Linked DNA regions of Homo sapiens: region 2 is linked to region 1. Evidence: read pairs that join two places in POLR2A ChIA-PET (ENCODE). Cell type or tissue: PC-9. All regions are shown on one strand. Region 1 has its middle 48 kb from the start of ELF3. Region 2 overlaps GPR37L1 (G protein-coupled receptor 37 like 1).

Region 1 (2,500 bases):
CTGGGATGCTCACTGGAAACATATCCTGGGGGAATGAGGTAGGTGGGGAGCCAGGAAAACTGCCCCGTCTGGTTTCCTTCCCTACAGCCCTTTATCTGGAGAGACAAGCTCTACTATACTACAAGGGGTTAATTTAAGAAGGGGTTGCTGGGCATGGTGGCTCATGCCTGTAATCCCAGCTCTTTGGGAGGCCGAGGTGGGTGGATCACTTGAGGTTAGGAGTTTAAAATCAGCCTGGCCAACATGGTGAAACCCCATCTCTTCTAAAAAAACAAAAATTGCCGGGCAAGGTGGCTCACACCTATAATCCCAGCACCCTGGGAGGCCGAGGCGGGTGGATCATCTGAGTTCAGGAGTTCGAGGCCAGCCTGGCCAACATGGTGAAACCCTGTCTCTACTAAAAATACAAAAATTAGCCAGGTATGGTGGTGCACGTCTGTAATCCCAGCTACTCAGGAGGCTGAGGCATGAGAATCACTTGAACCTGGGAGGCAGAGGTTGCAGTGAGCTGAGATCACGCCACTGCACTCCAGCCTGGACAACAGAACGAGACTCCATCTCAAACAAACAAAACAACATCATATTAAAAAGAAAACCCGGGCCTATTTTTTTTAAAGACCCACTGCAGAAGTGACCCTTCTCATTGGTGGCTGGTGAAATTGTTCTTGCCAAGGTTTGGTATGACCAGGTAAAAAGCTTTCAATGCTCAAAGTGAGGAAGCACAGAAGTCATGTACCCTGCATTGTAGCTGACCAGAAGGTAAATCAAGAACCACTGAGCATGGTTGGGTGCTGTGGCTCATGTCTGAAACCCTTGCACTTTGGGAGGCTGAGGCAGGAGGATCGCTTGAGCCCAGGAATTCGAGACCAGCCTAGCAACATAGCGAAACCCTGTCTGTACAAAAAAAACTAAAAAATTAGCTGGGTGTGGTGGTACATGCCTGTGATCCCAGCTACTCAGGAGGCTGAGGTGGGATGATCACTTGAGCCTGGGAAGTTGAGGTTGCAGTGAGTCATGCTCACACCACTGCACTCCAGGCTGGGCCACCCTGTCTCAAAAAACAAATAAAAAACAGGAACCACTGAGCATAGGTCACTGGAAGGGAGATTTTGTCTTAATAGAAGAATTCCAACAAGGGGATGGGCAATTTTCTGAGAAGGGGACATGGGTGTTTGTTCATGCAAAGCCTGGATGTCAAAGGAACAAACAAAGTCTGGGGAACCAACCAATCTCATTGCCAGCTACCAATGTGGACCATGCCTGCTGCAGTTACACCCACAGTGCTGTAATTCTCAGTCCCTCTGGTCATCTCTGTTCTCCTACAAGCCCAAGCCTACTGTGATGGGGTTTCCTCTCCCTTGATCTACCCTCCTACTGTCTCCCCACCCTCCACCAAACACTCTTCACTTTCTGGCCTCAGTTAAATTTAGCCCAGCCCTGAGGGTGCTGCTTCCCTTGGAGCCTGTGTAGCCTGTGAAATCCAGTCATGCCCTCAGGGGCCAGAGGTGAGGCAGACTGTCTTCCCTGTCATCTCAGTAACTGTGACTTCCATCTACTAGGTTGCTGTAACCAAAAATCAAGATGTCATCCTTGATTCTTCTGTATCCCTCATTCCTCCTTTTTTTTTTTTTAAGATGGAGTCTCACTCTATCACCCAGGCTGGAGTGCAGTGACGCGACCAGAGCTCACCACAACCTCCACCTCCCAGGTTCAAATGATTCTCCTGCCTCAGCCTCCCAAGTAGCGGGGACAACAGGTGTGTGCCACCACGCCCAGCTAATTTTTGTATTTTTAGTAGAGACAGGGTTTCACCGTGTTGACCAGGCTGATCTCGAACTCCTGACCTCAAGTGATCCGCCTGCCTCAGCCTCCCAAAGTGCTGGGATTACAGGTGCAAACCACCATGCCTGGCCGCCTTAGTGTACTTCTATCTTCGAACATCGTTCTGGGCATTTACTGTGCCCTTTCAACCTGAAAACTGAAGGATATTTAGTTCAGTTTTTGGAAATTTGCTTGGATTGTTTCAGTGGTTTTTTGTTGTTGTTGTTTTTTTTGAGACGGACAGAGTCTCACATTGTCACCTAGGCTGGAGTGCAGTGGCGCGATCTCAGCTCACTGCAAGCTCTGCCTCCCGGGTTCATGCCATTCTCCTGCCTCAGCCTCCCGAGTAGCTGGGACTACAGGCGCCCGGCACCACGCCCGGCTAATTTTTTGTATTTTTAGTAGAGACGGGGTTTCATCGTGTTAGCCAGGATGGTCTCGATCTCCCGACCTCGTGATCTGCCCGCCTCAGCCCCCCAAAGTGCTGGGATTACAGATATGTGCCACTACGCCCAGCTAATTTTTGTATACTCTTTGCTCTTTCAAGAACCCCTATTTATCAGAAGTTGGGCTCTTCACAGCAAATTGTCTAATTCTCTTTTCTTTCCTGTTTGCATCTTGTTGTCTTTCAACTCTAATTTCTGGAAGATTTCCTCAACTTTGTTTGTAACCCTTTATT
Region 2 (2,500 bases), 74 kb after region 1:
GCTTCCTCATCTGTAAAATGGGAATAATCTGTCCTTCACAGAGGATTATGGTCATTTAATGAGACAAGATACATAAAGCACTTTGCATGGTGCCCCGAACCTTTTATTCCTTCCTCTCCTTTGGGAATTCAATTCTCTAGTGTTAGGAGCAGGCTTGGCCCAGGGATTCTTAAATGCATCCAGGTTTTGGCATCAAAGGGCCCCAAACATGACAATTTACCTATACTCATGGTCTGTTCCCATTCAACTTTAATAGGTTATGTGTGTTTTTTTTTTCTTAAGAGCTGGGTGGGGGGGTCTCACTATGTTGCCCAGGCTGGCTTTGAACTCCTGGGCTCAAGCAGTCCTCCTGTCTCAGCCTCCTGAGTAGCTGGGACTACAAGTGTGTACCACCATGCCTGGCTGAACACTTTTTTTTTTTTGAGACAAGATCCCACTCAGTCACTCAAGCTGAGTGCTGTGGTGTGATCACAGCTCATTGCAGCCTCCACTTCCTGGGCTCAAGCGATTCTCCTGCCTCAGCTTCCTGAGTAGCTGGGACTACAGGTGCGCACTACCACGCCTGTCTAATTTTTGATTATTTGTAGAGATAGGGTCTCACTATTTTGCCCAGGCTGGTCTCAAACTCCCAGACTCAAGTCATTCTCCTACCTCGGGCTCCCAAAGTACTGGGATTACAGGCATGAGCACCTGGCCCCTGAACAAATTCTTTAAGTCATATTAGCACCTGCTGCACGCCGGCACTGTGGAAGGAGGATGCTTGCTTGCTTCCTGGTAACCAGCTCTCTTATCTCAAACCTCAATCCTCAGTGAGGATCACAGGATCTGAGAAAGGCACCTTGGCCTGGAAACAGCCCCAGATGAGTGAGATTGCTGGTCCTCTCCCGGGATCCCAGGCCCAGGAAAACCTAGCCATGCTTGCAGTCAGGAGAGGGCAGGGGATAGAGCCCTGGCTCCCATTCAACCTCCTTAGCCAGGAGGACATGTCCCATTTTGCTTAGGAGTTGGGAGGTACCCTAGAATCACTTAGCTTCAGATGCCAAATTCCATCCACATTCTTTCCTCCAACTCTCTGGCAGTGGGGAACTGCCTCTCCAGGCAGGGAACTGCTCTGACAGGTCTGATGACTGCCTCCAGGAGGAAGCCCTGGGCACCAATGAAGGTGAGGGGCTGGAGGGCCCAGGACGGGGAGTCAAGGTCCCCACTCCCAGGACTAAGGGACAGTTTGGCTCCTTTTTCCTGCAGTGGGAGGGGTGAGAAGGGCTGGGGTGTTCTGCAAGGGCCTGCTCCATTTTCCAGGGTGAAGGAGAGGCCGAGGGAGGTGGAGCGGGAGGAGGTGGGGCTTACTGTGAAACTGGGTCAAGATGGCCTCGGATTTGAGCAGGCAGGGTCACCAGGCTCTGAGGCAGCAGCTGTGAGCAGTGCCGAGGGAGGACCAGCTCTGACGGTGAGGTCGGGTGGGGGACTAGAATCCAGCAGAGGAGCGAGGGCAGGGCTCCTACCAGGAAACCCATAGCATTGACACTAACTGAGAGGCAGCAAAGGCGGTGACACTCCCCCAGGCTCTGTGGGCCCAGCCCTACCCCTGAAGCACAGTTAACTGGTTCTGGGGTAGGAACTGGGGGCCGGAGGGACAGGGTTCTGGTTCTGGCTCAACCTTGGCTGCTGGTGAGATCCAGGGCCTGGGAAAGAGGGGCTGAGGCCTGAACTGGGCCTAAGGAGAGTGCAGCTCAGTTCGCACACAACAGCACCCAGCCCTGTCCCCTTGCTGCCTCTACCCAGCCCTGGGCAGTTCCCTCAACAGAGCTCTGCAGCCCCAAGTGGCAGCTGCTGGCTCAAAGCTGGGACTACATGAAAGTCTGAAAAGAGAATGAGAAGGAGGTGGCGCAAGAGCCTGGACGCACGTGTGGGAGGCCGTTTTGTGCAGCGCCATTGTGCTCCCCGGGCGGGCATGTGCTCGCGCTCCGTGGCTCTGTTGGTGCCCAGCGTGCGGGGGTGTGCTGGTGGCCCTGTGGGCCTGTAGGGCAACCCATGCCAACTGCGGAAAAGTAACCAGCACCATACACCCCCCCCAACACAAAACTGGTCATTTATTTTTTTTGTTGTCATTGTTATTAGGAAGCAAAAAAATGTACAGTTACAAGAATCATTTTCCAAACAGAGGTTAAATATGAGCTGAAAAGTGTAAAAAAGGAAGAGGAACATCACTTTACAAATCATTAAATTAAACAAATAAACAAACAGAACCCAAAGAACCAACCCCCCATGCTGAGTTCTCTCCTTGTGCAACTCTGCAAAATGAGAACAGAAAATGAAGTGGGCCGTGGAGGTGGGGGCCCTGGGGAGGGGCGGGAGCTGGGAGCCAGGAACAGGCAGGAGGGGGCTGCTGGGGCATGGACGCTGGCTTTCTGCCCCGTGTGCCTGGTGGTTTCTGGTACCTGGTCGTCGTACCTGGTGGCTCTACCCAGGCTGGGGGTCGAGGGGAGGGGCCCCCAGAGGC

What was found. ChIA-PET counts read pairs that join two places held together with the same protein. Peaks named below come from ENCODE experiments on the same cell type or tissue, not always from the same donor. Only the 100,000 strongest peaks of a DNase experiment are listed, where the experiment ranks them.
Region 2: POLR2A ChIA-PET joins it to region 1 with 9 read pairs; 4 of 35 experiments call an interaction of 5 or more read pairs at or near these places.

The regions. Positions count from the first base shown.
Region 1 is chr1:202,057,306-202,059,805 of GRCh38, forward strand. No RefSeq gene overlaps it. Among named protein-coding and RNA genes, the nearest start is that of ELF3, 48 kb to the left of the region's middle. In PC-9, no CTCF peak of the experiment used is centred here; a DNase peak (open chromatin) is centred at 1,096; H3K27ac peaks cover 2,500 bases.
Region 2 is chr1:202,131,334-202,133,833 of GRCh38, forward strand. It overlaps GPR37L1 (G protein-coupled receptor 37 like 1), which reads left to right. Exons shown (of 2, transcript NM_004767.5): 2 at 1-2,259. ARL8A (ARF like GTPase 8A) reads right to left here. Exons shown (of 7, transcript NM_138795.4): 7 at 2,071-2,500. Among named protein-coding and RNA genes, the nearest start is that of GPR37L1, 9.7 kb to the left of the region's middle. RefSeq lists an enhancer at 1-117. In PC-9, no CTCF peak of the experiment used is centred here; a DNase peak (open chromatin) is centred at 1,078; H3K27ac peaks cover 712 bases.